Linked DNA regions of Homo sapiens: region 1 is linked to region 2. A link is a loop called in an ENCODE intact Hi-C map of the cell type or tissue named here. Cell type or tissue: thyroid gland. All regions are shown on one strand. Each heading gives the region's core, and the rest is flanking DNA. Links, peaks and the distances in the headings are about the cores only. Region 1 overlaps ALPK3 (alpha kinase 3). Region 2 overlaps ZNF592 (zinc finger protein 592).

The links. Hi-C counts contacts between places; a loop is a spot of excess contacts. Peaks named below come from ENCODE experiments on the same cell type or tissue, not always from the same donor. Only the 100,000 strongest peaks of a DNase experiment are listed, where the experiment ranks them.
Region 1: a loop joins it to region 2, with 4 times the contacts of the local background. A loop is called at or near these places in 2 of 110 quality-filtered maps.

Annotation. Positions count from the first base shown.
Region 1 is chr15:84,840,829-84,851,210 of GRCh38, forward strand. ALPK3 (alpha kinase 3) reads left to right here. Exons shown (of 14, transcript NM_020778.5): 5 at 1-104. Among named protein-coding and RNA genes, the nearest start is that of ALPK3, 29 kb to the left of the region's middle. RefSeq lists an enhancer at 1-428. In thyroid gland, for the core only: a CTCF peak has its summit at 4,901 (motif pointing right); a DNase peak (open chromatin) is centred at 4,933.
Region 2 is chr15:84,780,021-84,790,402 of GRCh38, forward strand. It overlaps ZNF592 (zinc finger protein 592), which reads left to right. Exons shown (of 11, transcript NM_014630.3): 4 at 2,637-4,875. The coding sequence starts at 2,656. Among named protein-coding and RNA genes, the nearest start is that of ALPK3, 32 kb to the right of the region's middle. RefSeq lists enhancers at 2,480-3,067, 3,068-3,655, 8,157-8,326. In thyroid gland, for the core only: no CTCF peak of the experiment used is centred there; a DNase peak (open chromatin) is centred at 5,681; H3K27ac peaks cover 2,186 bases.

The sequences.
Region 1 (10,382 bases), core at 1,284-9,283, 60 kb after region 2:
CACCTCAGGCCTCTGTGCAGGTGCCGACGCCCCCTGCCCGGCGGAGACATGGCACCCGGGACAGCACGTTGCAGGGGCAAGCAGGCCACAGGACTCCAGGAGAGGTAAGTGTGGGTGTTGGGTGCCTGGAGGCCGCTCTGGGAAGCTGACCTCATGGAAACTCTTGCTGCAACTGCTGGGCAGCCAGTGAGCAGTGGGCTATTTATAGAAAGGGGTGGGGAGGGACTGGAGTGCCAGCTACAGGGACCACAGGCATGCCCTTTGCCCCAGCCAGTTTCCAGATGCCAGGCATGTGGGCAGCACAGCCTGACTGTGACCCTCTTCTGGGAGTGTAGGAGTTCACAGCCAAGGGGACTGTGCCCCGGAGGGAGATGGAAGAAGATAATGTTCTCTGGGGTGGGAAAGGGGGCCAGTGGAGAGCTTTCTGTGGGCTTTGCTGAGGCAACAGTGTTTCATGGGGGAGACGGAGGAGCAGGTGTGCGCTGTAGTGTACAGCAGGTGGCAACTTGGCTACTCATTCGATTTTTAACAAAGCTGAATGTCCAGGAAATGCTGGTTAAATCTGGGTTTATCTAAGGTTCTGGAGTCAGGCATACCTATATGCAAATCTGACTGCCTTAACATGGCGTGATCTAGAGCAAGTTGTAAAACTGGAAGAATAATCATAACAATACCTACTTCGTAGGGCTGTTGTAAGAATCTGGTGCCCTCTAAGAACTAAGTAAGTGGCAGTTGGGATCAGATATGACTATGGTGGGAAACAGAGGCAAAGTGTTTTTACTTGGTAACAGGAGTGCCATCATCTTCTAGGGAACAGGTAGCTGACAGAGAAAAGATTATGTTTTGTGTGGAGACAGGGGTAGTGGAGTGTCCACTCCCCAAAGAGGCAGATGGGTGGCAGCGTTAAGGAGCTTGAGGGGTGGGATTGAGAGGGCAGGAAGGAAACAATTCGTCCCTTTTGGTTATTTCTTTATGTTTCAGGGGCTTGGGGGGCATTATTTCACAGTGGTTTTGGGAGACAGAGTGTTTTATAGTGGGACAGAAAGAAGACAGTGTTTCTTATGAGTGGCAGAAGGAAAAGTATTTCAAGAGTGGGGCTGGGGTGGATAAAATAGATAGAACATATTTACACTGAGACAAATACTGGTTATTTATTTGAAGTCCCAATTTAACTGGGTGTCGGTATTTCTTTCTTTCTTTGGTTTGTTTATTTGTTTGTTTGTTTTTTGAGATGGAGTTGCCCAGGCTGGAGTGCAGTACAGTGGTGCGATCTCAGCTCACTGCAGCCTCCGGCTCCCGGGTTCAAGCAGTTCTTGTGTCTCAGCCTCCAAAGTAGTTGGAATTACAGGTGTGAGGCACCATGCTCAGCTAATTTTTGTATTTTTAGTAGAGACAGGGTTTTGCTGTGTTGACCAGGCTGATCTTGAACTCTTGACCTCAAGTGATCTGTCCACCTCAGCCTCCCAAAATGTTGGGATTACAGGCGTGAGCCGCCGTGCCCAGCCCAGTATTTCTTTTTGCTAAATCTGATAACCTTAAGTGGAGACATCCTCTGGTTTTGGTGAGAACTAAGATGAGACTGTTTCTTAGGATAGAGGAAGCAGTTATAGATCGGGAATGGCTTCATGGGGGAACAGGAGGAAAGCAGTGTTTCCCAGGGGTAGGGACAGAGGACAGGTGGTTTCTCGGAGCAGTGAAGGGAAGCACATGAGGGACAAGCTGATACAGCACCTGGCAGAGGGCAAAGGGGAAAGGATGCTTTGTGGAGAACAGGAGGGGCTTTCCCATGGAGAGAACTTTCATGGTGGGAAGGAGGGAAAGACTAGTTTTAAGGGTGACCATGGGAAATGGTTTTATTTCATGGGTGCTAAGGTTAGACTGTAGGAACAGTAGTTCAGAGGGCTTTGGAGTGGAACAAACCTCAAGGACCTAAAACCAGACTTTCTGGAACCTGTTCCTGACTCTTGTCCCCCTCATGCCTGGTCTCCTGTAGTTTTGGCCACTGGAATGGTAAGTTCACAGTGGCCCGGGGAAGGCTTTGTGGGGCTGCTGCACATGCCTGACAGCCCACAGGCTGGACAGCAGGGACTTTTGGAAGAGATGGCTCTCATAGGCCCTCATAGCTCATTTAGGAAGGGACCAGGCTGGTGGCCAAGTGAGTGTGCAAATCTGGCTTCTCTGCCTAAATGGTGAGGAACCCAATACCAGATGGTGGCATCCTCCTGGTAGGGCCAGAGGAGGAAGTACCAGCCCCCTCTTCCTTGCCTCCCAAAGGTAGGAGGAGGGGCTCAGGCAGTGTGGTACCTGAGAAGTTGTCTGTGTTGGTTCCACTGCTCCAACAAAAACCTCATGGTTAGGCTGGGTACAGTGGCTCATGCCTGTAATCCCAGCACTTTGGAAGGCCGAAGCAGGTGGCTCACTTGAGGTTAGGAGTTTGAGACCAGCTTGGCCAACATGGTGAAACCCCATCTTTACTAAAAATACAAAAAATTAGCCGGGTGTGGTGGCACGTGCCTGTAATTCTGACCACTTGGGTGGCTGAGGCAGGAGAATTGCTAGAACCTGGGAGGTGGAGGTTGCAGTGAGCAATAGTTTAGATAGTCTCATGAGACTAAGGAGACAAAAATTAGAGCCCATGGTCTCAAGAGTGGGAGCCCTTGTAAGCCCCCTGGGTTTTGGGTTGGGACTCTGAAGGTTTGTACCCTAGGAGAAAGGGGAATCAAGTAAATTAGTCTCACGGTATTGAGTTACTGACGAGCTCCAAGTTACATGGATAACTAAGAAATATCTCAATCCCTGAAATTAGAATTAGGTGGTTCAAGATACCTAGTGCCCTCAGGCACCTGGCAGAAGCAAACAAAAATCATATCTGGAGGATGACAGCATCATCTTAAGCCTGAAATTATTTTTAAAAAGTATTTCAAATATAATATTCAGCATGAAATGAAGATAAGTCCACAGAAGATAGAAATTGGCCCACAGGTTGCCGGGCACAGTGGCTCACGCTTGTAATCGCAGTACTTTAGGAGGCTGAGGTGGGCAGATCACTTGAAGCCAGGAGTTCAAGACCAGCCTGGCCAATGTGGTGAAACCCTGTCTCTACTAAAAATATAAGAATTAGGCCAGGCATGGTGGCTCATGCCTGTAATCCCAGCACTTTGGGAAGCTAAGGTGGGTGGATAACAAGCTCAGGAGTTCAAGACCAGCGTGGCCAAGATGGTGAAACCCTGTCTCTACTAACAATACAAAAATTACCTGGGCGTGGTGGCGGATGCCTGTAATCCCAGCTATTCGGGAGGCTGAGGCAGATAATTGCTTGAACCTGGGAGGCGGAGGTTGTGGTGAGCTGAGATTGCACCACTGCACTCCAGCCTGGGTGACAGAGTGAGGCTCCATCTCAAAAAAACCCAAAAAAACAAAAAACAAAAATTAGCCAGGTGTGGTGGTGCATGCCTGTAATTTCAACTACTTGGGAGGCTGAGGCACGAGAATCACTTAAACCTGGGAAGCAGAGGTTGCAGTGAACTGAGATTGTGCTACTGCACTCCAGCCTCGGTGACAGAGTGAGATTCTGTCTCAAAAAACAAAAGAAAAGAAAGAAATTGGCCCACAGGTTTCCAACTTTTGGAATTATTAGACATGAATTATAAAATTAAAATTAGTTTACCTCCTTCATATATCGAAGGAGATAAGAAGACAAGATTGCAAATTTCACCAAATACCTAGAAACTATAAAAAGTGGAAAAGGCCGAGCGCAGTGGTTCACGCCTGTAATCCCAGCACTTTGGGAGGCTGAGGCAGATGGATCACCTGAGGTCAGGAGTTCGAGACTAGCCTGGCCAACATGGTGAAACCCCATCTCTACTAAAAATACAAAACTTAGCTGGGTGTGGTGATGCACATCTGTAATCCCAGCTACTCAGTAGGCTGAGGCAGGAGAATCGCTTGAACCCGAGAGGTGGAGGTTGCAGTGAGCTAGGATCACGCCACCGCGCTCCAGCCTGGGCAACAGAGCGAGACTCCGTCTCAAAAAAAAAAAGGTGGAAAAGACTTGAAAATGAACCAACTAGAATTCCAGAGCTGAAAAATACAATAACTAATATTATTTATTCTGGTTATGGCAGTTTTATTTCTGGATAAGATGGAGTAAATACACTTGATTCTGTATCTCCCACTGAATGCAGCCTAAAATTTAGGCAAAATGTATAATACACCTACTTGACAACTTTGAAAAGCAAATAGTCGCAGACAGATTGGGGATGAAGACCAGAACTCAAAGTACCACTGAACCTACGGTGTTTACTTTTTTTTTTTTTCCCTTCTGGCATTTCCTGGCCTGGTCTTAATGCTGTTTGAAACCCAGATGTAAACATTAACTTGGGCAGAGAGAGTTCCAGAAGCCCTCTAGATCAGCCTTCAGGAATGGAAAAGAGATTTCTTGGCAGTGACAGTGGTAGCAACAGAGGCCACAGGTGCCTAAAACTTTGAGAGAAGAGAATCTTCCCCTCTATTCAGAGGAGCTGTGATCCTAAGAGTGGGACAAGTCCCTGTTCCTTTTTTTTTCTCCTGGGTCTCTTCCTTGGTCCAGATCACAGGCTCATGTGTGAAACAATGTGGCAGAGAGGGGTAAAGGAAGCTCCAGCTATTTGGCCAGAAGACTGAAAAAGGGGGCCCTATGGGGGAAACCGTGGAAAGGGAAAAGCTTGGGAAAATGACCTCTGAGAATCATTAATGACCTCTGGGTTTATAAACTCTTTATAAATTTCTGGGCTCATCCCCAGATTGTTCCTGCATGGATCTGATTCTGAAGAGCATATAAAAAACTTTGAGAATGAAATACTTGGGAGAATAAAAAACTTCGAGAATAAAAACACTAATGAACCATCATGTAAGTCCCACACTGGCCACTGGGTGGCACACACACAGGGCAGATCCAAATAGCACTGCAGGCCGGGTGTGGTGGCTCATGCCTGTAATCCCAGCACTTTGGGAAGCCGAAGCAGGCAGATCACTTGAGGTCAGGAGTTCGAGACCAGCGTGGCCAAAATAGTGAAACACTTTCTCTACTAAAAATAGAAAAAATTAGCCAGGCATAGTGGCACATGCCTGTAGTCCCACCTACTCGGGAGGCTGAGGTGGGAGAATTGCTTGAACCCGGGAACCTGGGAGGCAGAGGTTGCAGTGAGCTGAGATCATGCCATTGCACTCCAGCCTGGGTGACAGAGTAAAGCTTCGTCTCAAAAATAAAACAACAACAATAAAAAAACCCCAAACAGCATTGGAAATGCTTGGAAAATGGAACCGAGATTGAAACTATAACCTCAGAGGCCTGAATGGAATTTGTAGCCTGAACACAACTAGGTAGATTGCCTTCCAAGACAAAGATGTTAATACTCTCCATAAGATTTAAACAAGAATCAGAGTCTTGTAATATTTAAAATGTCCAAATACAATAAAAGTTACATGGCATATGAAAAATCATGAAAATCTCCACTTGCATGGAAAGACAATCAAAGAGTGCCAATGCCACAGTGACACAGATGTTAGAATCATCTGACTTTAAAATCATCTGACTTTACTATAAAAATGTGGCAAGTAAGGGTGAATACTCTGGAAACAAATGGAAAGATAGAAAGTCTCAGCAAAGAGGTAAAAGACTAGGCTGGGGAACATGGCAAAACCCTGTCTTTACAAAAAATACAAAAAAGTTAGCTGGGCATAGTGGTGTGTGTCTGTAGTCTGAGCTATTTGCAGGGCTGAGGTGGGAAGAACACTTGAACCCAGGATGTTGAGGGTGCAGTGAGCTGAGATCACGCCACTGAACTCCAGCCTGGACAAAGGGAGACCCTGTCTCAAAACAAACAAACAAACAAACAAAAAGAGGTAAAAGATATGAAGAACCAAATATCAATTTTATTCATTTTTTATTTTTTATTTTTTTGAGACAGAGTTTTGCACTTGTTGCCCAGGCTGGATTGCCTGGCACGCTGCAGTGGCATGATCTCGGTTCACTGCAACCTTCACCTCCTGGGTTCAAGAGATTCTCCTGCCTCAGCCTCCTGAGGGAGTAGCTGGGATTACAGACGTGTGCCGCTACACTTGGCTAATTTTGTATTTTTAGTACAGGGGTTTCACTGTGTTGGCCAGCCTGGTCTTGAACTCCTGACCTCAGGTGATCCACTCACCTCAGCCCCAAATATCAATTTTAGAATTGAAATTTACAATAACTGAATAAAAAGACTTACTGGTTGAGCCCAACAACAGAGTGATAGGTGACAGGGAGAAGACAGTGAACTTGAAGTTAAAGCAATAGAAATTATTCAATCTGAACACATACGCCCATACACGCACAGAGAGAGAGGAAGGGAGGGAGAAACGGGGAGAGAGAGAGAGAGAGAGAGAGAGAGAGAGAGAGAGAGAGGAATCAGAAAAATCAATGAACAGAGCCTCAGAGACTTGGAGTGCTGTATCAAAAAGTCTAACATTTGTGTCACTGGATAATCAGAAGGAGAAAGAGAAAGACAGTGATGCAGAAAAAAATATCTGAAGGAATAATGGCTGAAAACTTTCAAAATTTGGCAAAAGTCAAGAAGTTCAGCAAACCCTAAACAGGAAAAGCCCATAGAATTCCACATCCAGAAACCTCATAGCCAAACTGTTGGAAAGTAAAGACAATGAAAAACTCTTGGAAGTAGCCAGAGAAACATAATACATTATTTATAGGGAAGCAATGATTTGAATGACTATAGATTTCTCATCAGAAACAATGGAGGCCAAAAGGAAGTGGAACAACATTTTTTTTTAATGCTAAAAAAAAGAACTTTCAACCTATAATTCTACATTTAGCAAAAATATCTTTAAGTATTGAAAGTGAAATAAAGACATTCTCAGATAATGGAAAAAACAAGACACTACATTGTCAGCAGACCTGTTCTAGAAGAATTGCTAGGCTGGGAGCTGTGGCTCACGCCTGTAATCCCAGCACTGTGGGAGGCTGAGGCAGGTGGATCACCTGAGGTCATGAGTTCGAGACCAGCCTGACCAACATGGTGAAACCTTGTCTCTACTAAAAATACAAAAAAAATTAGCCAGGGGTGGTGGGGGGCACCTGTAATCCCAGCTACTGGGGAGGCTGAGGCAAGAGAATCACTTGAACCTAGGAGGCAGAGGTTGTGGTGAACTGAGATTGCACCACTGTACTCCAGCCTGGGTGACAAAGCCAGACTTGATCTCAAAAAAAAAAAAATAAAAAGAAAAAGAATTGCTAAAGTAAATTTTTCATAGAGAAAGGAAATAATACCAGAAGGAAACTTGAAACATCAAGAATGAAAGAAGGGCAATGGAAATGGTAAATATCCTGGTAAATATAATAGATTATTTCATCTTGATTTCTTTAAAATATGTTTGAAGGTAAAAAGTAAAAAAAAAAAATTACATTGCTGGAGTTTTTTTAATGTATGCAAATATAATATATAAGACAAATACAACATAAAGGGGCATAGGGTAAAGAGACCTATATGATGGTGAGATTACTGTATGGCACTTGAAGTGGTAAAATATTGACTCTAAGTAGACTGTGGAGAGTTAAGTATGTATATTGTAAGCCCTAGAGCAACAACAGAAATACTATACAAAGAGATATAGTAAAAATCACACTACGTAAGTTAAAGTGGAATACTAAAAGATGTTCTAATCTAAAAGGAGGCAAGAATAGGGAAACACAGGAAGGAAAAACAGGAAACAAATAGAAAACAAATAGTAAAATTATTGAGTAAAATCTAAACCTATAAATAATTATATTAACTATAAATGGTCTGAGCATATCAATTAAATGACAGATTGTGAGACAGGACCAGAAAAACTTTCCCAACTTGATGCTGTCAATAAGAAATCCATTTCAAATATAGTGATATAGGTCAGTTACAAGTAAAATAATAGAAAAATATATACCATGCAAACACTAATCAGATGAAAGCTGGAATGGCAATATTAATATCAGACAGAGTAGATTTCTGAGGAAAGAAAATTACTGGCTGGGTGCAGTGGCTCACACCTGTAATCCCAGCACTTTGGGAGGACAAGGCAGGCAGATCACCTGAGGTCGGGAGTTCGAGACCAGCCTGACCAACATGGAGAAAACCCATCTCTACTAAAAATACAAAAATTAGCCAGGCATGGTGGTGCATGCCTGTAATCCCAGCTACTTGGGAGGCTGAAGCAGGAGAATCACTTGAACCCGGGAGGTGGAGGTTGCGTTGAGTCGAGATCACGCCATTGCACTCCAGCCTGGGCAACAAGAGTAAAACTCTGTCTCAAAAAAAAAAAATTACTAAGAGAAAAATAGTGAACTATCTAGTGATAAAAGGGTCAATTCAAGAAGACATAACAATAAAAAATGTGTATGCACCTAACAACATACCTTCAAAATACATGAAGCAAAACCTGACAGAACTGAAAGTAGAAATATACAGAAAACAATAATTATAGTTGGAGACTTTAACACTCCTCTCTCTCAGTAATCAATAGAACTAGTAGACAGAAAATCAGTAAGGATATAAAAGAACTGAACAGCACCAGCAACCAACTATCTAATAGACATATATAGAATACTCTGTGTAACAACAGAATACTCATTCTTTTCAAGTGCATATAAAATATTCACCAAAATAGATTATATCCTGGACCATAATATAAATCTTAACAAATGTGAAGTAATTGAAATAATACAAAGTATGTACTCTGACCAAAATGAAATTAAACTAGAAATCAATGACAGAAAGATAATAGAAAAATTTCTAAACACTTTTAAATTAAAGAACATACTTTTATGGGCCAAGGAAGAAGTCCTAAGGCCAATTAGAAAACATTTTAAATTGAATGAAAGTGAAAATACAACATACCAAAATGTTGGATGCTGCTAAATCAGTGCCTTGAAGAAAATGTATAGCATTAAAATGTTTATATTAGAAAAGAAAAAGGATCTGAAATATCAATAACCTAAGTTCCCACCTTAGAAAACTAGAAAAAGAAGAGAAAAATAAATCCAAAGCAAACAGATAGAAAAGAACAGAAAATAATGAAACCAAAAACAGGAAAATTATGGAGAAAATAAACCCAAAGCTAGTTATTTGAAAAGATCAATAATATCAATAAACTTCTGGCAAGACTTAGAAAAAAAAAAAAAAGAAGACACAAAATACAAGTATTAAGAATGAAAGAGGGGATATCACTACAGACCCTGTAAGGATTGACAGGGTGAAAAAAAAAAAAGACTACTATGAAAAACTGCACATAAATTTAACAACTTAGATGAAATAGAGCAGTTATTTAAAAATTATAAACTACCAAAACTTATGCAAAAATGACTGCCCTGCCCCATCCCTGTTAAGGTCCTGGTTTTGTCCCTTGCTCTTCCAAACCAGCATTCCAGGGCCATGCCCCCTTAGAGGGTTATAAACCATACTATTTTTCATTCAGTTGTTCATTCCTGTGAACCCCTTATGTGTTTGGTACTGTGAAGAATGCAAAGGTGAATAAAACTTTTTATTTTTATTTTTATGTTTTTATTTTAAGAGACAGGGTCTTACTCTATTGCCCAGGCTGGAGTGCAAGTGTCATAATCATAGCTTACTGCAGCCTCGAACTCCTGGGCTCAAGCAATTCTCCCACCTCAGCCTCCAGAGTAGCTAGGACTACAGGCATATGCCACCACACCTGGCTAAATATTTTGTTTTTTTTTTGTAGAGACAGGGTCTTGCTGTGTTGCCAGGCTGGTTTTGAACTTTGGGCCTCAAGCAATTCTCCTACAATGGCTTCCCAAAGCACTGGGATTCTAGACATGAGCAACCATATCTGGCCATACACTGAGTCCTTAATATCTGAGAATTTATGAGGGAAGAGGGAAAAAGACAGCATGGCAAATTAAACCTCCTAATATCCCTTGTAGTAAAAAAGCTTACATAGAGCCAACTAGGTTCATTCTGCTCACACCATTTTTATTTTTAAGAAACATATGACATTCCTTCTCATATCTTTACACAGTTCCAGATATACACACACACACACACACACACACACACACACACACCCTCTGTCATAATGTTTAGTTAGAGGGGTCAGCCCTTGTAGAAGTGTACAGAGAATATTCAGTCATCCACCATGTATTTATTGATTTCCAACTCCCAGGCCTGTACTGGGCCCTCTTCAAAGGGGAAGAATTCACAGATTAGCAGATGACATATGCATGAAATAAATACCACACAGAATGGGGGTATAATGATGGAATTAGTAAATTTGCTATGGGGGCCACTAACTTTTTTGGGGTAGAGGAGGGAACTCAGGAAGTCTTTAAAGAAGAAAAGAAACTTGAGTGAGGTCTTCAA
Region 2 (10,382 bases), core at 1,632-9,631:
CTATTGCCCAGGCTGGAGTGCAGTGGCAAGATCTCGACTCACTGCAACCTCCTCCTCCTGGGTTCAAGTGATTCTCCTGCTTCAGCCTCCCAAGTAGATGGTACTACAGGCGTGTGCCACCACACCCAACTAATTTTTGTATTTTTAGTAGAGATGAGATTTCACTATGTTGGCCAGGCTGGTCTCAAACTCCTGACCTCAGGTGATCCACCTACCTCAGCCTCCCAAAGTGCTGGGATTACAGGAGTGAGCCACTGCGCTTGGCCTTTCCTAGACATTTAGAAGAAAGAAAGAACAAAAAAGAAATTAAAAAGAAGCTTATAAAGCAAATATCATGCAGGAGTTTCCTTATAGTTATGATCACCCTGCCTAGTAGGTCACTTGGTATTGAGTGCCCACTGTTTTCAGTGACATCCAGTATGTTCCCCTTGTTTATGGGTTCCAACACCTCCTGTTCCAAGAGACAAACATTCGTTCTGTTCAAAACTTTGTATCTCATTCCAGTGGGGTATTCTGCCAACCCATGTTTAGGTAATTGGTATTGTACTTTATTATTACCATAATTAGATATCTTCCCAATGGGAGGGAGTGAGTTTTCATTTTCTGTGAGAACTCATATGCAGGCAGATGTGTTTTGCTGGGAGTTGGGAGTGGGGCAAGAAACCAAACCTGGAAACCTGTTGATCCCACGGGGTGGTAAGAGATATACCTCTGCTATGCCACCTGCTGCCTTGTGGTTCTGAGTGGGTTTTGTTGTTGTTGTTGTTGTTGTTGTTATTTTTCCTTTAAAAATTATAAAAGCAATCTATCAGCCCCCTAAAAAAGTTTTGAAAAAATAACCCAACAGTAATTCCACTAGTCTGCGTAATCATTTTCATTTTTTAAAAAATCTTGGCTCAAATGCACGCGTAGTTTTACATTGTTATAGTCTGACAACATTTTTGTATTAGTCTTTTTAAACTTGACATTATAAATAATTTTCCTTGTTGCTATATAGATTTCATAATGAGAATTTTTATTATTTATTTATTTATTTATTTATTTTGAGATGGAGTTGCTCACTCTGTCGCCCAGGCTGGGGGCAGTGGTGCGATCTCTACTCATGGCAACCTCCACCTCCTGGGATCAAGTGATTCTCCTGCCTCAGCCTCCGGAGTAGCTGGGATTAAGGCGCCCACCACCACGCCTGGCTGATTTTTGTATTTTTAGTAGAGATGGGGTTTCATCATGTTGGCCAGGCTGGTCTTGAACTCCTGACCTCAAGCTATCCACTCACCTTGGCCTTCCAAAGTGCTGGGATTATAGGCAAGAGCCACTGCGACGGGCCCTTAATGAGAATTTTTAATGACTGCGTTATAGTCTATCAAGTATTTTTTTTTTTTTTTGGTCTTAGACATTTAAATTATTTTTGTGTGTATGTCTCCCTTTTGTGCTTTTTAAATAATGCTGTAACATATACTTTTGCATGTAGTTTTTGAGAATTTTTGTTCTTAGGATAAATTTCTGGAAGTGGGGTTCCTGGACCTAAAGTTTGCCACTTTTCTGGTTCTATGAAGCTACCATACTGCTTTCTGAAAGAATTGTGCCAATCTGCATCCAGAAAGGTTTTCAACATAAATGTGACGTAAGAAACACTTAAGCCAGTAAAGGCCCTGGAATGCTGAAGCAGATGCAGGACTTAAAGGGAGATGGTGAGGTTTTTCTTCTCCCTCCAGCAGGTTTGAGCCAGCCAGTTTCATGTTTCATCTGAAGTGTGAGTTTTATAAGAATTTCCTAATGGAAGGTCTCTCTAGGGCCTTGTGTTTCCTCTGTTGCAGTAGTTCTGTAGCTCTGCTTTCCCAGATCATGAAGGAGACAAGTATATTAATTTAAAATAGAATTATTATCCTATTCTTTGTATATTAGTCAAAATAGAATTTAGGCTTCCCCCAAACTGTCACTTGGCCAATTTGATAACTGTTGGTACTTTGCAAGTCACCCTGTTCCTCAGGTTTAATGGAGGAGCATTCACCAACTGATAACAGTTTTAGGGTGAAAAGGAATCAAGTGTGTCTGCTGAACAGAGAAAAAATACCTAGGGATGATATAATTTTCTAGAGTTTATTCATGAGACAACACAAATAGCAAATCATTTTGGATTTGATTGAATTTATGCAGAAAGAAACCCCAAAGTTATATAAAGTTAGTGAGTAATTACTAAGAGTAAATTAGCAGAAGTTATAGCCAGGTTTCATGTATTAATCAGTAGTTTTCTAAAGGCTGGAAGTGCTAAGTGGCTTTTTGCTAGTGCACATGATCGTGGAGGGATGATATTCCCTGAGAAGCTGAGGGAGTATGGTAGGAGTATACTCTCTGTGGCTTTGTAATAACCAGCCACCAATTTCCAGGTACTGAGGTTTAAGATCATCCAGGCAGGCTTGTTGCTACATTTCACTACTCTTTCCATCTCTGCCCCCACCTCTCCAGCATTTTAGAAACCTGTTGGGGTAAAACTGAGGTGTGTGGCTTCCTGTCATAGTATGTGGGGTTCTGCATGGGTGTGCTGGCTGTGTGTGCATTAGTTTGATGGGTGTGTAGTGAAGATGGTCCAGTGGGACCCTGGTGGTCACTGATTCTGTTTTCTGTTTCTGTTACAGCCCTTGCCAGCATCCAGCCATGGGGGATATGAAAACCCCAGATTTTGATGACCTTCTGGCTGCCTTTGACATCCCAGACCCCACCAGCCTTGATGCCAAGGAGGCCATCCAGACACCCAGTGAGGAGAATGAGAGTCCCCTCAAACCTCCAGGCATATGTATGGATGAAAGTGTGTCCTTGTCTCACTCAGGATCAGCCCCCGATGTGCCGGCCGTGAGTGTCATTGTCAAGAACACCAGCCGCCAGGAGTCATTTGAAGCGGAGAAAGACCACATTACTCCCAGTCTCCTACACAATGGATTCCGGGGCTCAGATCTGCCTCCAGATCCCCACAACTGTGGGAAATTTGATTCTACTTTTATGAATGGAGACAGTGCCAGGAGTTTCCCTGGCAAACTGGAGCCTCCCAAGTCAGAGCCATTACCCACCTTCAACCAGTTCAGTCCAATCTCCAGCCCAGAACCTGAGGATCCCATCAAAGATAACGGATTTGGGATAAAGCCCAAACACTCTGACAGTTATTTCCCACCCCCTCTTGGGTGCGGGGCTGTGGGAGGCCCAGTCCTGGAGGCTCTGGCTAAGTTTCCGGTTCCAGAGCTGCATATGTTTGATCATTTTTGTAAGAAAGAACCCAAGCCAGAACCCCTGCCCTTGGGGAGCCAGCAGGAACACGAGCAAAGTGGGCAGAACACAGTGGAACCTCACAAGGATCCGGATGCCACTCGATTCTTCGGGGAAGCTTTGGAGTTCAACAGCCATCCTAGCAACAGTATTGGAGAGTCCAAGGGGCTTGCCCGGGAGCTTGGTACCTGCTCATCAGTCCCCCCTAGGCAGCGTCTAAAGCCAGCTCATTCCAAGCTGTCCTCTTGTGTGGCAGCCTTGGTGGCCTTGCAGGCCAAAAGAGTGGCTAGTGTCACTAAGGAGGATCAGCCTGGCCACACAAAGGATCTCTCAGGGCCCACTAAAGAGAGTTCTAAAGGTAGCCCCAAAATGCCCAAGTCACCAAAGAGTCCCCGGAGCCCTCTGGAGGCCACTAGAAAAAGTATCAAGCCATCGGACAGCCCTCGTAGCATCTGCAGTGACAGCAGCAGCAAAGGCTCACCGTCTGTGGCTGCCAGCTCCCCACCAGCAATTCCCAAAGTGAGAATCAAAACCATTAAGACATCATCAGGGGAAATCAAACGGACTGTCACAAGGATCCTGCCAGATCCTGATGATCCAAGTAAGTCCCCTGTTGGGTCACCTCTAGGGAGCGCCATTGCAGAGGCCCCCAGCGAGATGCCAGGGGATGAGGTGCCTGTGGAAGAGCACTTTCCTGAGGCAGGCACAAATTCAGGGAGCCCCCAGGGGGCCAGGAAAGGGGACGAGAGCATGACAAAGGCCAGTGACTCGTCATCTCCCAGCTGCAGTTCTGGGCCCCGGGTCCCAAAGGGGGCTGCCCCAGGCTCACAGACAGGCAAGAAGCAACAGAGCACAGCACTGCAGGCATCCACCCTGGCCCCTGCCAACCTCCTGCCCAAAGCCGTGCACTTGGCCAACCTGAACCTCGTCCCCCACAGTGTTGCTGCATCAGTGACAGCCAAGTCTTCAGTGCAAAGACGGAGCCAGCCACAGCTTACACAAATGTCGGTGCCCCTGGTCCACCAGGTGAAAAAGGCTGCCCCACTGATTGTAGAGGTCTTCAACAAGGTCCTTCACAGCTCCAACCCCGTGCCCCTCTATGCGCCAAATCTCAGCCCGCCTGCGGACAGCAGGATCCACGTGCCGGCCAGTGGGTACTGCTGCCTGGAGTGTGGAGACGCATTTGCCTTAGAGAAGAGCCTGAGCCAGCACTATGGCCGGCGGAGCGTCCACATTGAGGTACTGTGCACACTGTGCTCCAAGACGCTGCTCTTCTTCAACAAGTGCAGCCTGCTCCGGCACGCCCGTGACCACAAGAGCAAGGGGCTCGTCATGCAGTGTTCCCAGCTGCTGGTGAAGCCTATCTCTGCGGACCAAATGTTCGTGTCGGCCCCTGTGAACTCCACGGCACCAGCAGCCCCAGCCCCTTCATCCTCTCCCAAACATGGCCTCACTTCGGGCAGTGCCAGTCCCCCTCCTCCAGCCTTGCCACTCTACCCAGACCCTGTGAGGCTCATCCGGTACTCAATCAAGTGTCTTGAATGTCACAAGCAGATGCGGGACTACATGGTCCTGGCTGCACATTTCCAGAGGACAACAGAGGAGACAGAGGGGCTGGTAAGCAGACCCTCACTGTTACGGGTATCGGGCCCCTGGCTCACACAGGTTCCATGACTGGGCATGGAGAGGAAAGCTCATTGATATGGGGGCAGTGGTGGAATCTTATGAGTCTTAGAAGAGGATGTCTGCCTGAATATTTAGTGTTTGGTGTTTGTTGGAAAAGGTGTCCTGCCCATACTGAGGTGAGACCCTAATTTAGCAAGTGTATTTACGGACGTGTCCCGTGTTCCACTCAACTTCCCCTCAAAGGGTCTGTCAAGGCCCAGTGTCAGGCCCGAGATAGGTCTTTACTGGATGATCTCCCTCTGGTCTCTGGCAGGTGTCAGCACAGTCTTAGCATGTGACCAAGGAACTTGGGGACAGAGATAGCTGAGTCACTGCCCCTGCACCTCAGTCTGTTCTAAGAACTTTGTCTTTTTTTTTTTTTTCTTGAGACGGAGTCTCACTCTGTCACCCAGGCTGGAGTGCACTGGTGGGATCTCAGTTCACTACAACCTCTGCCTCTGGGGTTCAAGTGATTCTTATGCCTCAGCCTCCCAAGTAGCTAGGACTCCAGGCATGTGCCACCACGCCTAGCTAATTTTTGTATTTTTAGTAGAGACAGGGTTTCACCATGTTGCCCAGGCTGTTCTTGAACTCCTGGCTTCAAGTGATCTGCCCACCTCAGCCTCCCAGAGTGCTGGGATTACAGGCGTGAGCCACTGTCCCCAGCCAAAGAACTGTGTCTTTAATAAGTTGTTGTTCTGCCCTGCAGTGACACAGCTGTTCTTGCAGAGTCCTTTTGTGGAAACTGCAGTAGGGCCAATGGCAGGGCTGGGATAGGAGGAAGGAGAGTGGACAGACATGTGGGGCCTGTGGCAGAGGTTTATGGAGCCTCCTTCTTTCAACTGCGTTCTCACCACTCCAGGAAAGCAACTGTGCTTGTCTGCTTGTTTTGATTCTTGGTTATGCTTGATGAGATTCATTTAAAAAAAAAAAAAAAGCCTTCTGCGCTGAGAATACCCTTTGGCACCTTCTGTGTCTATGTTATGTGTTAGTGGTTTCTCTGAAGAAAGAGGCCTCCAGAAGGTGGTTCTCTTCATGACATAGCCAGACCCACCCCTCATGGTGCTTCCCTAAGCTGGTGCTACAGAGGCCTGGGAGGAAAGTAAAACAGCTCTTTTTGCTTCAGTTCAGCCAGGGTTCTGTGCATGTGTTGGTAGCTGTTGAGCTTTGCATGTGTTCCCTGAGTGCCCACTGTGCATGGGCTGGGGGTCTATGCCAACCAGGGGATGCCGGCAGAAGGGAGTCTAACCTTCAGGAGCTTACAGTGGCCTAGCAAGGGCAGTGGTCACCACCCAAACAGCTACAGTATATGGCCAACTGAGAGTGGGGCTAAACCAAGGTTATAAACTTAGTTGCGCAGAGTGCCCCAGAGGGACTAATTCACGATGACTCCATGCGTAAGGAAGATGCTGTGTGGAGGTGAAATTTAAGTTGGGCTTGCAAGGATGAGTTTGGAGGAGTAGGAGGGGCAAGGGTGTTTTGAGTATAGGGAGCAAAGGAATATGAGAGTGCAGAGTGGGTTTGAAGAAGAGGACATTGTTATGCATGAGGCTGGTCTTGGAAATATTAGGGTAGAGGTCAGAGGTTGAGTTTGGCGGGCCTGTAGGGCTTCTGCAGAGGACTCAGCCCCCCAAAGGGGCCAGAAGGTGCTATAGGATCCCACTGTGGCCTCTCATCTCCTCCTGCTCTGTTTCAGTTTGCATTTTTCTTCTGATGCGTCAGATGGGGTGTGGGCACTCTGGGTCTCTTCCCCTGGGGCTTCAGTGTTCTTGCTGCCCCAGCATGGTTGAGTTGGGCCAGGTTTACTTTATCTGAGTCAAGGGGCCATGAGGAGGCCCCATGGCAGTGGAGGTCTGATGCCTGGGCCTGGGATTTTTTCACACTGGTCCTTACGTATCTTTTTTTTTTTTTTTTTTTTTTTTTGTGAGACGGAGTCTTGCTTTGTTGCCCAGGATGGAGTGCAGTGGTGCGATCTCGGCCCACTGCAGCCTCTGCCTCCTGGGTTCAAGTGATTCTCCTGCCTCAGCTTCCTGAGTAGCTGCGACTACAGGTGTGCGCCACCATGCCTGGCTAATTTTTGTATTTTTAGTAGAGATGGAGTTTTGCCATGTTTGCCCAGGCCGGTCTTGAACTTCGGACCTCAAGTGATCCACCTGCCTCGGCCTCCCAAAGTGCTGGGATTACAGGCATGAGCCATCACACCCGCCTCCTTGTGCATCTTCTAAAATTTGAGTAGGCAGAGGTCTGGGTGTAGGATCCCAGGCTGGCATGGCACCTTTCTCATCTTACATCCTCTCTGTGTCATTCTGCCCTAGTGGGAGCTGGAGAAGAGCACCCGCCGACAGGAAGGGAAGGAGTGCACAGAAGGCTATCAGGCCTCTCTCAGCCAGCTCCAAATCCCTCACAAAATCTCATGCCACTCATTGTGGCTTCTGAGTCTCAGGGAAAGGGTGAGCCCTGAGCTATGGGATTAAAAACTAGGCTTGATGGCTGCTGGGCTTGGGTTTTCCACAGGACAGTATCTAGCTTCAGCCCATGTGTCCAGGGCAGGGGGTGGACAGATAGTTGGGCTCCACACCACAGCAGGGACTGTGGGAACAGCATCGGTTTGGGATTTCCATCTTCTTCCTGGGAGTCTGCCCCTGAATGGAGCATGCCTCCCTCTGCAGTGACCCAGGGAGTTCTTTCATCCTTCCTCTTGCTTTCCAAGCCACGCTGTTGGGGCAGGATGTCAGCCAGATGGATATTGTCATTCCACCCAACACAATTAATAACAGTCCCTTAGTATTACCTACTACAAGTTCATATTCAGATTTTTCCAGTTATGTCAAAAAATGTCTTTTTACAGTTGGGATTATTTTGAGTCAGGATCTGAACATGGGGCTATACATCACGTTTGTTTATGTTTCATAAATATCTCAGTCTGGAACAGTACCTCTTCCCACTCCATCCTAGTAGGCACCCTCTTTTCATGCCATTGACTTGTTGAAGAAATTGGGTCATGTGTTCTGAGCATTTTCCAGAACAATTCTGGGTTTAACTGATTGCTTCCTAAGTTTTCCAGAACTTTGAGTTTTACTGATTACTTCCTCATGCAGGGAATTTTTTCCTCCATATCCCATATTTTTTCCTGTAGACTGGAAGTAAGCAATAAAAACTTGATTAGATTCAGGTCAGTTTTGATGGAGGGTGGGGGTGGAGGGTGCTGCGTTCTTCCTGTTTCATAACTTAAGGAGGCACAAAGTGCCTGATTGTCTTCACTTTTAATGATGCTGAATTAATGAGAGTGAATTTAGGTGATAATATTCTGATCCCTTCATTGTAAAGCTCCCCACCTTTTACCTAATTATCCATCAGTAATCACTGCTTGAGTCTAATTTTATTGAGTTTCAAAGGATATTTTTCTAATTCTATTGTTTCTTTCTCATTTATTAGCTAGAATTCTGTATAAAGTATATTTTTTGCTTCCGTGAGGGCTATTTGGTTACTCTGAAATATAGTTTACGTTGGAAAATGGGATAATTTGTTTCTTTTAATTAACAGTTCTCAGAGTTGTGAGTTGATACCCTGACAATCTCAATTGGTGTTCTAAGAGTCCCTCTTCTATTTTTTAAAAATTGTGGTAAAATACACGTAATGTAAAATTTCCCATCACAATCATTTTGATGTGTACAGTTCAGTAGTGTTAATGTTAAGTATATTCACACTGTTGTGAAACCAGTCTCCAGAACTCTTCATGTTGCAAAACTGAAACCCTGTACTCGTTTTAAAAAAGAAACAAACAAAAAACAATTCCCATTTATCTTCCTCCTCCCAAGCCCTGGCAACCACCCTTATGTTTTCTGTCTCTAGGAGTTTGACTATTCTAGGTATCTCATACAAGTGGAATCACACAGCATTTATCTTTTTGTGACTGGCTTTTCCATTTAGCATGTCCTCAAGATTCATTTATGTTGTAGCATATGTCAGAATCTCCTTCTTTTTTGGCCGGGCATGGTGGCTCACACCTGTAAGCCCAGCACTTTGGGTGGCTAAGGTGGGTGGATCATTTGAGGTCACGAGTTCGAGACCAGCCTGGCCATCATGGTGAAACCCTGTCTCTATTTAAAAAAAAAAAAACAAAAAAAACAAAACAGAAAACCAAAAAACAAAAATTAGCCAGGTGGTAGTGGTGCGTGCCTATAATCCCAGCTACTCAGGAGGCTGAGGCAGGAGAATTGCTTGAGCCTGGGAGGTGGAGGCTGCGGTGAGCCAAGATCATGCCACTGCGCTCTAGTCTGGGCATCAGAGACCCTGTCTCAAAAAAAAAAAAAAAGTCCCTTCTTTTTTTAAGGCTGAATAATATTCCATTGTGTGTACATACCACATTTTATTTATCCTTTCATCCATTGATGGATACTTGGGTTATTTCCACTTCTTAGCTATTGTGAATAATGTTGCTATGAACATAAGCATAAAAGTGTATCTCTTTGAGACCTTGCTTTTAAGTCTTTTTGGTACACACCCAGAAGTGGCATTGCTAGATCATATGGTACTTCTGTGTTTAATTTTCTGAGATACCACTGTACTATTTTCCACAGTAGATGCACCATTTTATATTCCCACCAACAGTGCCCAAGTGTTCCAGTTTCTCCATATCCTCACCAGCACTTATTTTCTGTTCTTTCAAATAGTAGCCATCCTAGTGGGTTTGAGGTGACCTCCTCTATTAGTTTAAATGTTGTCATGGCTCATTGATTTTTATATATTCAGTATATTTACATATTCAGTCATTCTTTTTAATGCTCATGTTATCCTATCTTTGGTCAGTGGCAAGCCCCTTCGAGCTGGCTTCTATATCCCTCTAGTCAGCTCCTCTGACCCCACATCAGTGGCCACCTCTGTGAGTAGGACAGGTGTCCCCTTTACTAAGAAGTTAAGAAGGGCCTCTCCAGCATGCAGGCACCAGCGAAGTCTTTTACTTTTTCCCTCTGGGCTGGCTGCTTGTCAGAGCTCTGCCCATCAGAGCGTAATTAGTCTGGTTGTAGTACTTGTACTTCCCCTGGTTTTCTCCTGGGGCTGGGAACAAAGGAGCTGCTACCTAATCTGCCCTTGTCTGTGGGTATGTTTGCTTAGCTGTGGCTCAGGGAACCCCCGCCACCCATCCCACCCCCCAACCCCCACCCCCGCAACTCTCCTAACCTGCAGAGTGGGCAAACAGGGCTAGAGCAATGGAAACTGACAAGACCACTCAGTCAGTCTTTATTGAGAGCCTTCTGAGTACCAATCAGGGTGGTCTCAGATCCACTTTGGAAGTCACTGATCCACCTGACTCGAGGTGCTGAGCAGGTCTCTACCAGGCCAATGTTGGGGGTAGATGGCAAGAACTGCCTCTACTGAGCTGTGACAGAGACCCTGGTGGGTCTAGCAGTGCAGTGAGGTCTTAGAATTCAAGATGTGCTTTAGGCCTCTGCAAAGGA